Regions from separate parts of the Homo sapiens genome. Here region 1 is linked to region 2. A link is an interaction called in ENCODE POLR2A ChIA-PET data of the cell type or tissue named here. Cell type or tissue: PC-9. All regions are shown on one strand. Links, peaks and the distances in the headings refer to the core of each region. The heading gives the core; the rest is flanking DNA. Region 1 overlaps APBA1 (amyloid beta precursor protein binding family A member 1). Region 2 overlaps PTAR1 (protein prenyltransferase alpha subunit repeat containing 1).

Evidence for each region. Peaks named below come from ENCODE experiments on the same cell type or tissue, not always from the same donor. Only the 100,000 strongest peaks of a DNase experiment are listed, where the experiment ranks them.
Region 1: POLR2A ChIA-PET joins it to region 2 with 6 read pairs; 2 of 35 experiments call an interaction of 5 or more read pairs at or near these places.

What each region holds. Positions count from the first base shown.
Region 1 is chr9:69,643,189-69,648,579 of GRCh38, reverse strand. All of the region lies in intron 1 of APBA1 (amyloid beta precursor protein binding family A member 1), which reads left to right. Among named protein-coding and RNA genes, the nearest start is that of APBA1, 26 kb to the left of the region's middle. In PC-9, for the core only: no CTCF peak of the experiment used is centred there; a DNase peak (open chromatin) is centred at 2,799.
Region 2 is chr9:69,706,094-69,711,484 of GRCh38, reverse strand. PTAR1 (protein prenyltransferase alpha subunit repeat containing 1) reads left to right here. Exons shown (of 8, transcript NM_001099666.2): 8 at 1-1,960. Among named protein-coding and RNA genes, the nearest start is that of APBA1, 36 kb to the right of the region's middle. In PC-9, for the core only: no CTCF peak of the experiment used is centred there; no DNase peak of the experiment used is centred there.

The DNA of each region.
Region 1 (5,391 bases), core at 143-5,142, 63 kb after region 2:
ATTGGAAACCTTTAAAAATAATGATTTTTGCCCACTGGTGAAATGAACAACTAGGTTGAAAAGAGAATTGGCTCTATGGCTTACCAAAGTATAAGTATTTTATCAATTTTTGTCTTTAATATATAACTGAGTAGTGTGTGTAAAATGTTCATAAATGTAAACTTGGCTAATAGTAAGGTTTATGGGATCAACTCCTGATTCAATGGGAAAGTTACTTCTGTGCCCAGTGCTTTCCGTGTATCAGGGTGGCTTATTCAAGTGCACCTTGTCACTTTATTGCGAAGTTAAACCCATTATGTATTCTGACCTGGTCTCTAGGAGAGAGTTTTATTCCTAACCCCTTTCTCATCCCTGTTTAGTTTTTCCCCAAGGACACTGCTCTTGGTGAGAAATGTTGTAGCCAAGAGTCTAGTAGCTGGTGACTGTGACAACCTAGCATAGAGGACTCTTAACCACGCTCTTCACTTCCTGACAGGTAACCAGCCCTTCATCTGTCCAATGCTATAAGCAAAGATATCGAGGTACCTTCCAGTTCTGATCCAGAGAGTGCAGTGGTGGGGGCGGCTGCAGCATGGCCCAACCTAGGCAGCAACAGCCAAAGCTTGCCAGTCATGCAGTCCTGCCTTTAAGGCCTGTCTTTATCAACCCCATGTTCCTATCCCCCACAGACCACCCACCAAAACCCCAGTCAACAGTCTGCCTATTTTATTAAAAAGGACTTATCACAGTTTCACTGTTCATTAAGCACCTTTTGTTTGATTTCCTAGAAAACAGTGCTGTTGAAAACATTTTAGCTGAAGACTTTTAAATACTCAATAGTATTATTCTGTCTTTGTGTGCTCATGTCTTTATATTTCTATAGCATACATTCTGGCGCACTAAGGAAGCAACTTTTAAGAGTTATGTGTTTGATGAGGTTTGCTTTCTGTTTAATGGCATGCATATCCTAAGCTGTTGTTTTGTGACCTTGAATAATAACTTAATAAGTTAGAGGAAAATATAGTCAGGAAACTTGACTTTGGTTGTTGTCTACCCTGAAAGCTGTCAGATAGCAATTATGTGTAAGATTTGGAAGTCGGCTTGCACTTTACTGTGGCTTTTAAAGTACTTGCTGTATCCAGCTACTTTGCAAAATGCTGATAAACTCTTAGGAAGATGGGTGTGTTTTTATGGCTTGAATTTAAGAGTAATGACTTCTGAGACTTAGATACTTTATCTGAAGGAGGTAAGGAATAATAAAATAGCAGAGGTAGAACTGCAGATTTGAGAGTCCATGATTTGCTTTCTTTTCATATATTTTGTGAAGGAAAAGGTTAACATCAATGAATAAGCTTTCCAGGCTTGAACAGTGTCTGCTTTCTGAACAACAACAACAAAAAGCTATAATCCCAATAAAATGTCTTGCCACTAATGAAACCTCAGGGTCCAGTCTGGGATATTTTATTAGATAATCGAGGTTTTATATTGCTGTTATTAAGGCACTGAATCCTGGTAGGGAGTTCCTGAATATTAAGCAATGATGCACTTCCCAACAAGGCAGTGAAAAGGGAAAATGCAGGCAGTATTGGCAGCATACTGGGGCTTGAGCGTTTTCTCCCCAGGGTTATAGGCAATTGAAAATCCATTCAGCAGCCTGCGTTCCCCTGTGTCTCAGGACTTATTCATGGAGGGCACTGAGAGGCCTAAGAAAATAGTGTTAATCACAGTTCCTTTGGTGCCTGGGTGTGTCTATATTACCTTCTTCAATTCCCCTCCCATTTTAGGAACCAAATGAGAAATAAAATGCAAGAGACAAATGGAGCTCTGTTATTAATAAAGCCAGTTGGAAACTGTGGCTTAGATGTGTGGCCACTAAAGACTGCCTGGAATTAGTGTCACTCATGCTCTCAGCCCTGGTGCAGGGGGACAGTTCTTGCCTGGTAACTTACCTGCAGGAGAGCAGACCAGAATGCCCCCTTCTGTGGGCAGACAGAGGTGAAAAAGAGCAAGGAAGGCTTGAAGCCAGGCTTGTCTAGGACTTCCTCCGAAGCTCTCCAGAAGGGGTGGATGTTGAGGAGTAGGGTGGGAGTGGGGTGGGAGTAGAGAAACCTGGAGTGTTACTCTCTGCAAATCCCTTCTGAGAACATCAGACCAAGGCAAGGAAGTTGCTCCTAAAATGCTCCAACAGAGATGAAAAGTAACGATCAGCACAATTACAGAAGAAAACAGACCTGTTTTCTATATGTTTTAAAAATATTTTATCATACAAGAATGACACATGCATGGCAGAAAATTTTTGAACTGTATATGAGCAGAATGGAGGAAATCAGTAATTCCTCATTACCCACTACCCCAAGATAATGGCTGTTAACATTTGGGCATATTCTTTTCTTGTGGGTGCAACAAATACAGCATATTTACTATTTTGTAGCCTGCCTCTATAAAAAAACTTGATATTATAAATGAGTTTTAATAAATCTAGAAAATGACTCCTGGGTGCTTATCAAAATAAAACTTTTCCTATTTTCATTTTGCTTATATGTCACAGGACTTACTTTCAACTGGTGTTAAGATTGGTGAGTATGTCTATCCATGTGATATTTAAAGTAAAACAAAACATTTATGGTTTTAAGGTGTATCAGTCAGAGTTCTTAGACACTAGCAACAGAAAATGACTCTGGCTAAGCAGAGACGTGATTGGGCAGCTGGAGAATTGGGAGAACTGGAGAGTCTGAATGAAGGCTGAGCTTCCTGGAGCAGCACCCAACACCAAACCCCAGAACTGGTCTGACGAGAAAGTGCCACCTCTAGGGAGCTCTCGATGCCACGTGACCTGTCTGCCAGGACCTTAATCGCAGCTGCTGGCCCTGCCATCCTCAAAGCTACCTCTGTGTCGAGTGTGCAGCTACAAGGCCACCCTTCTCCTGCCACTGCTGAAGAGAGCACGAGCTCCCCCCTCCCTTTCATAATGTAAGCTCCCAGTCCGCCTCCGTGCAGGCTGCCTGGTTGGCAGAGCTCACTTCTCCCTCAGCCTTTTCTCTAGCTGCAAGGGAAACTGGGCAAGCAAGTCTCTAGCTTTTTTTCTCTCACTTCAGGTAGACGATCTTGCCTCGCCCAACCTGGACTCACAAAGTGGTGAACTTGCCAAACACATAACTCGGTTCAGGCAGTGAGTGGCCAAATGAAAGAAAAATGTTTTGCTTGTGTCATGTTGTTATGAGATCTTGCCTTAACTGATGTTTTCAAATAACTAAACAGCTTCCTGTTCAATCATGTTAGAGAAATTGACCTCAATTCTGTTGGCCTCTGTGGCTTGGACAAAGTTACAGCCTTTCTTACTTACCTATCCCATGAGCCAGTAAGGATCAAGTAAGATGAAAATGCTTTGGAGGTAATAAAAAACATACAAGTTATACTTATTCAACCCCTCGACTAATTTCTCAGTATCTCCTTTCCCTTCCAACATCGATCTTAAACTGTCATCTTGAGGATTATCGTGGATATCCTAATAAACTATCCAGTGACTTCTGGCTTGACACCTTGGCAGCATCTGACACCTCTCCCACCCCCAGTCCCCCACTCCCATCCCCACACATACTTCTACTCACTTTCCAAATTCTATAGATTCTTCCCACCATGTTTTTTTCTGCAGCAGTCTCTGTTTCCAGAGCCCTATCTAGGCCATAATCATCTTCTACCCTGAATAATCACAGGTCACTATCATTCTACCCATTGCTACCAGACATCTTCTTGAAGCACATCTTTTATTACCTACTCCTGCTGAGAAACCATCAGTGGCCCCCCACTACTCACAGAATAAAGTCTGCTTCCAAGGGGTGTCACCATTAGGACCCTGGCTTTCCATCCAGCATGAGTTCACAGTTTTCCACAGACATCCCCAACTCCCTCTACTCAAACCAGTTATTTGTGGGTGAGTTCAAAGAAGCTTAAGCTCTTGGGGTCCCATCTGAGACATGGCCAAGTTGGAAAGAGAAGAACAGGTTTGCTGGGACTCTGTAGGGCTTCTTACAAATGGGACTCTGTAATGAGAGCATTTAGGTTTTTTGAATGGGGAAAGCCATTCATGGAGCTGCCAGAATGTGAATGGGCTAAAGAGGAATTTAATTAAATCACTTATTGAGAACTAACAGAAGAATTTTGGGGGATGAGAAAAATAGTGTCAACATTGAAAGAGTACAAAATACTGGCATGAACATGGTAGGAAATGCCCCTCCATGGGACATTATCAGTGGAGATATATGGACTGTGGTGGTGGTCATTCAATTAGTAGACATGTAAAACAGGCATGTAAAATTAATACTCTATCCAACAAACATTTATGGAACATCTATTCTGTACCTGATACTAAGAGTTCTGGTGATACAGTAGAGAAGATAGCAGTTCTTATTCTCATGAATTTTACATTCTAGTGGGAAAGACAGATAGCAAGCAGATTAATAAGTAAATATACATGATCATGTCATGTTTTTACAATGTTCTGAGGAAAAATAAAGCAGAGTAATGGCAAAGAGTGTGACATCGGGTTGTAGTGGTCAAGGAAGGCCTGGCCATTTGAACCAAGGCCTGATGAAGTGAGGGAACAAGCCCTGCATATATTTGTGGGAAGAGCCTTCTAGGCAAAAGGAACAGCAAACACAAAAACAGACCTTGAGGCAAGAGCATGCTTGGAGTCCTTGGATAATAGCAAGAAGCTGAGAGACAGTGGGTACTACAATGGTATTAAGGATGGCAGTCAGGGATCAGCCCAGGTAGGGTCTTGTAGGCCAGGAGACTGATCATTTCTTCTCTGCTCCATATTCCTTTCCCATAGAGTTGTCTCCTAAGCTAGTCCTGCACTGGGCTTTGGGATATCAGCTCTGAAGCCATAGCCAATGGACCTCAAGACGAATCCGTCGGATTCTTTATCCTGAGAATTTGAATGTGAAGCTTTATAAAGTGATAGAGTCCAGGCAGGGCTGGGCTGCATGGGCCGTGTTTGGCTCATGTGCATAGAGAAGTATCCTGAAACAAGAAGGAGGGAGAGGAATGAGGCAGACATAGAGGAAAAGAAACATAAATGAGAGCCCATGGGTCCATGAGGAGGAGAGATGTGCCAGTCTTGGTCCCAAAGCTTCCTGAGGCCCAGCTACACTTCATGCTCTTGAATTCTATATATTATCCATGTCCTTGTTAGCAAATTCACATATACTTAAGCCTAAGTGACTTCTATTTCTTTCAACCAAATTGTCACTGACTCTGACCCCATTGTATGCCAGGAGAGAGGTGTGGAAAAGAGGTTATTGACCTTGAGGACAGCAAAGTTACTGAGACTCGGCAGGTGAAGAAAGTCTTCATGGGGAGCTTGTGTAGACATATATTTGTTTTGTCTACACAAACAATTTTGGGTTGTAG
Region 2 (5,391 bases), core at 62-5,061:
CATCTTTGGCATGAGGAAGAACTTTTTGTGAATGATACAGTAGTCTCAGCATCTGTTAATTTGTGGTTTTCAAAGCATTTTTGACAGAGTTTACCTAATGTAAAAAGATTAAACAGTTTTATAAAACACAAATAAACATTCCTACCTGAACTGTGAGGAACAGAGTGTATAGTACAAATGTAATTAGGCATTGCCTCCTGGCGAGGTTCTTGATGCATGACTTCGATGCTGGCTGCTGACTGAGGTGACCACTGTCAGTATTGTACTTTGGCATATGTTGTTTTTAGGAAAATAATGGAATGCATTCTTAGATTAACTTACTGTTTTTGAGTTGGAAAAAATAAAAGATGAGGTATTATAAGTATGCCAAATATTTATACACTACAAAAGATTAAAAAAGGAGAGGGAGAAAAAAAAAGGCCAGTTATGATTTTAATAGCGTCTAATTTTTTTTTGACTCGAATTTTGTGGACACTAGTCAATTGCATAATTTAACATGGAGGAGCTTTCATTTAAAAGAAGTTCTCAGCTACTATATTCTGCCATTAAAATTAACCATGCCTGTTAATTTTACATTGCTTGAAGATATAAGTAAGCTGCCGTCAATATTGTTTTAAGATTTTCTTATAGTTTATGTTTAAATGGAAAAGTTACATATATAATCTATGGTGCAGGGTCAGGCATTGGCCATTAAAGATAAGTTTGGCTAACTATTTTACTGAAGAGACTAATGGTCTTCCCTCTGTTGTACTGCTATGTTTCTTGATCTGTTTTTCCCCAATGTAACAGTCTACATTGAAGTCCTTTAGCTCTCTCCATATACTAATTGACATTTGTTAAGGATTCAATATTTTGTGAATTCTTTTTACCCTTAAAATGCATATCTTTCAGAGAGATAAGAATGAATTTTGCAATAATTTATATGCAGAGTGTGCTTATGGGTTTCTGGGAGTTCAAGTTAGTACCCCAGAGTGCTTAAAAGTATGATGCTAAATTCTAAGGCTAATGTAATGACTGTAGATTATCTATGTCCACATTGTTCAACAGAAATATAATGTGAACCACAACATAATTTTTAATTTTCTAGTAGCCATATTAAAAAAGAAACAAGCAAAATTAATTTTAATAACAGTTTATGTAACCCAGTATATTAAAAATATCATTTCAACATGTAATCAATATAAAAGATTATTAATGAAACACCTTATCTTCTTTTTCTTCCATACTAAGTCTTAGATTTGAGTGTATTTTGCACTCACAGCACATCTCAATTCTGACTGGCCACATTTTAAGTGCTCAGTAGTCACATATGGCTAAGGGCTACTATACTGGACAGTACAGATTCATAGAGTATAAAATATGACTTTAACTTTGGAGATGGTGAGGTAGGCCTGTAATTATGGTACTTTAAAAATTCAGAATATTTAGAAAAGCATCTAATAGAATTATCCACTTGTTTTCCTTCATCTTCATTTTAATATGTTCTAGAAGTAGGATCAGCCTGTTCCAATTTGCCAAGCATTATTAAGGAGGAATAATTCCATACCATGTAAAATACCATGATATGCTGATTATACTACATTAACAAATTTTTAAGTTGCGTTCACTAAATTCTGTCCTGTTTCTTCAAAATAATATAGCTTAAATTGCATGTTAATTGTATATCTTACCTATTTTGTTTTTATATTATTCTTACAATATAATCATGTATATTAACAAACAGCCCTGGGATTCTAATCTTCCTCTGCAACTGTCTTCCAGGACTTACTGGCACTTATTACACTGTGATAAGTGGCAGAAAAGTAGAATGAAATATTCTTTTTCCATTAGATTTGTTCTTATGTGACCATGTACCAAGCCAGCTATAAAGTATTGTATTTCTGTAGAATATGGAAAATAGTATTTGTCTTACCTTTGCTAAATGTTTGCAATTTCTAAGTAAACCTTTTATCTCCTAAAATGAGTGTTAAGTGTGATTTTGTTTTTACTTTTGGTGCTTTAAACTTGAGTCTAGTCTACCAAGCTTTCCATTTTATTTGCTTTGATGGTGGTAGGGGGGTGGAGGTGTGAACTGTTGTCTAAATGAAACCAATAATTTTATGACCTACATTTGTAGAAAGAATAAAAATGCCACTATGTCTAGAACATAAAAGAAATGTCAAAAACAAATTAGAGATATCGCCACAGTTGTTTTTAAATTGTATTAACAGTGACTAATTGCCTTATAAAAGTTATTATGACTAGATACGCTTTTTCCCATCCATTTCAAATGAAGCTGTAGAGCACATATAATTACTCGGTTATTTTAGTGTTACATCCTATGTTTTCTCAATCCTGAGTCTCACTTCTGTATGTTATAAGCCAGATATAGTGGTCTTACTTACACAATATAATACATAGATAGACTCCAAAAAGTGTTTGATAAAGTGGATACTTTTTTTAACTCAAATTTTAAATATTTCAGAAGTGTGTTATGGGAAAGACCTATCTTACTTTATCCCTTGACTATTTAGGATTACATTTTATATAATGCACTACTATTATGTATATTTTGGGTAGGAAACAGGATATCAAATTTATTTTGCATGATGGCAAAGTACAATTGTTTAAAATTGCAGTACTGACTAGGTGCAGTGGCCCACACCTGTAATCCCAGCACTGTGAGAGGCCCAGGCAGACGGATCACCTGAGGTTAGGAGTTCAAGACCAGCCTGGCCAACATGGCGAAACCCCATCTCTACTAAAAATACAAACATTAGCCAGGCATGGTGGCACATACCTGTAATCCCAGCTACTTGGGAGGCTGAGGCGGGAGAATGACTTGAAACCAGGATGCCGAGGTTGCAGTGAACCAAGATCATTCCACTGCACTCCAGCCTGGGTGAAAGAATGAGACTCCTTCTCCAAAAAAAAAAAAAACCATAAAAAATAAAAAAAGCAGTAGTGTTTTTGCACTGATACGCTAGGAAAGAAAACTAGCTTAATTTGAATTAATAAGCAAATTTTCTAAGAAGTGTGACAAAAATTGGTCTTAGTAAAGTGCTTCCCTGGGAAATTGATTTGCTCAGTAACATGCTTTTTGAAATGAAAGATCAACAATAACAGATCCAAGATGATACATTCGCCAATTATATTTATTATTTATAGATCAACAATAACAGATCCAAGATGATACACTAGCCAATTATATTTATTAAATATGATAACCCTTTTGTCATTGGTCTACATTTAGCAGATAGCACAATTTTCCTCATGTTGGAAGCTCAAAGTTTTGCTTTTGGTACTCTATTACTTAAAAAAAGAAAAGGTATTTTTTATGAGATGTTTAAATAGCATAGCTTTTGTCTGCTAGAAACTTACTCCAAAATGACCCTGTTGGGCATCAACTTTAAGTTACAGTGTGCCCTTTCTTTAAGAGAAACACAATAGTATCATTATATGTGTCCAGTGTCACAGAAGTAGAATTTGAAGGGTTGCTTGCCTCCCCACCTTAGCTTTAAAAAAAGGAAGCAATAATTTACATCTTGTTTTTTATTTCACAAAGAGATTCTTAGAGTAATCCTGGCTGTCAGGATTCTGAGTGCTTTACCTCTTCTTAATGATATGAGCAACAGACAGAATGGTATTTCTGAATTTACTCTTTTAGTATTGGAAAAGTCTGATGATAATACAAATGTCTCTTGTATCAGATTTCTCATATACCTCTCACAATAACTACAGCAGCATGATCAGCGAAAGGTCTGTGTAGGGAAGCTAACTAGGCTGAATTGACCCTCTATCATATTTTATATTCTCATATTTTTTAAAATTGCTAGTGACCTCACTAGATATATTGTTGAGAAAAATACTGAAAGGTAGTGACTCAATGGGACAGGTGCAACACCAGTCACCCCCATTTGTTTTATTTTCAAGTAAGTTGTGTAGCCATACCATCTACTGACATCCCTTGGAGCAAAAATAATCACATTATCTCTTGTTTATAACTAAATGAGGATACATCTAGTTGGTGGCATTGATATGTCTTAATTTCAGTTATTCCATGTGAATAAAAAAAATCATCTTGTGTAGCATTTATTATACTAGAAAATCACCAAGAACTACAATGTGCAACAATAGATTGAGTAAATTAGTGTTTTCCTGTAGAGGTATACTATGCACTCATAAAAATAGAACTTATAATTACAAGGAAAAAGCCTCATAATAAGTTTAGTTTTTAAAAGTAGGTTACAAAGCAGTATGTAAATAAGATTCTAACTTTTTTTTTTTATTTAAATCCCATTTCTAATCATAGCAGGACCAACCTTCTTACTGAGCACAACTAAAAATGTTGGAAAATATATTAAAATTTTATTCAAAGCAGATAAACTAAAAAACATCATACCAAAACTGTAGAATGCCAGTAGAAAAAAGAAATCAAAAAGAGCTAAAGACAAAAGATTAAACTGATAACTTACTTCTTGACAGCAACATTGAGTCAGAAGACAGTGGTAATCTAGAATTATAAACAGAAAAAAATTTTTGGTGAATGAGAATAAAGTACACATACACAATATGAGTCCATTCATGTAAAGTTTAAAAATAATCATTAAAGAAAAAATTATTGCAAAGATCAGGATAGTGGTTGCATCTAGTTGGGGAGTGGAACCATGCCAGGGACAGGAAAAAGATGAAGAACTTGTGGGACGCTGACAGGGTTCTGTTTCTTGGCTTTGCCTTGGGTACATGTTCTGCACACATACATATGTATACTCATATATATGAGTATATACACACATATACACATGTATATATGTGTATATATAACATACTATGTCTTTTTCCAGTTATATTCACAAAGAAGAAAAACACTGGAAAAATTAGGGTGCCATATTCATAACTAGATAACACATAAAACATTCTTCCAGCCAGGTGAAGTGACTCACACCTATAATCCCATCACTGGGAGGCCAAGTTTGGAGGATTGCTTGAGGCCAGGAGTTTGAGACTATCCTGGGGCACATAGCAAGATATCCTGTCTCTACAAAAAATAAAAAAATTAGCCGGGTGTGCTGGTGTAGGCCTGTAGTCCCAGCTACTCGGGAGGCTGAGGCAGGAGAATGGTATGAACCCAGGAGGCGGAGCTTGCTGTGAGATGAGATTGCACCACTGCACTCCAGCCTGGGTGACAGAGCAAGACTCTGTCTTAAAATAAAATAAAAAGATAAACAATACTGAAACAACAGGTTTTCCATATGAAAAAGAGGCCCAACTTTTACATAATACACAAAAATTAATTCAAAATGAATCATAGAATGAAACATAAAACTAAGAATCCATAAAACCACTAGAAAACAAAATATCTTTATGACCTTGAGGTAGGCAAGATTTAATTGGACAAGACACCAAAAGCAC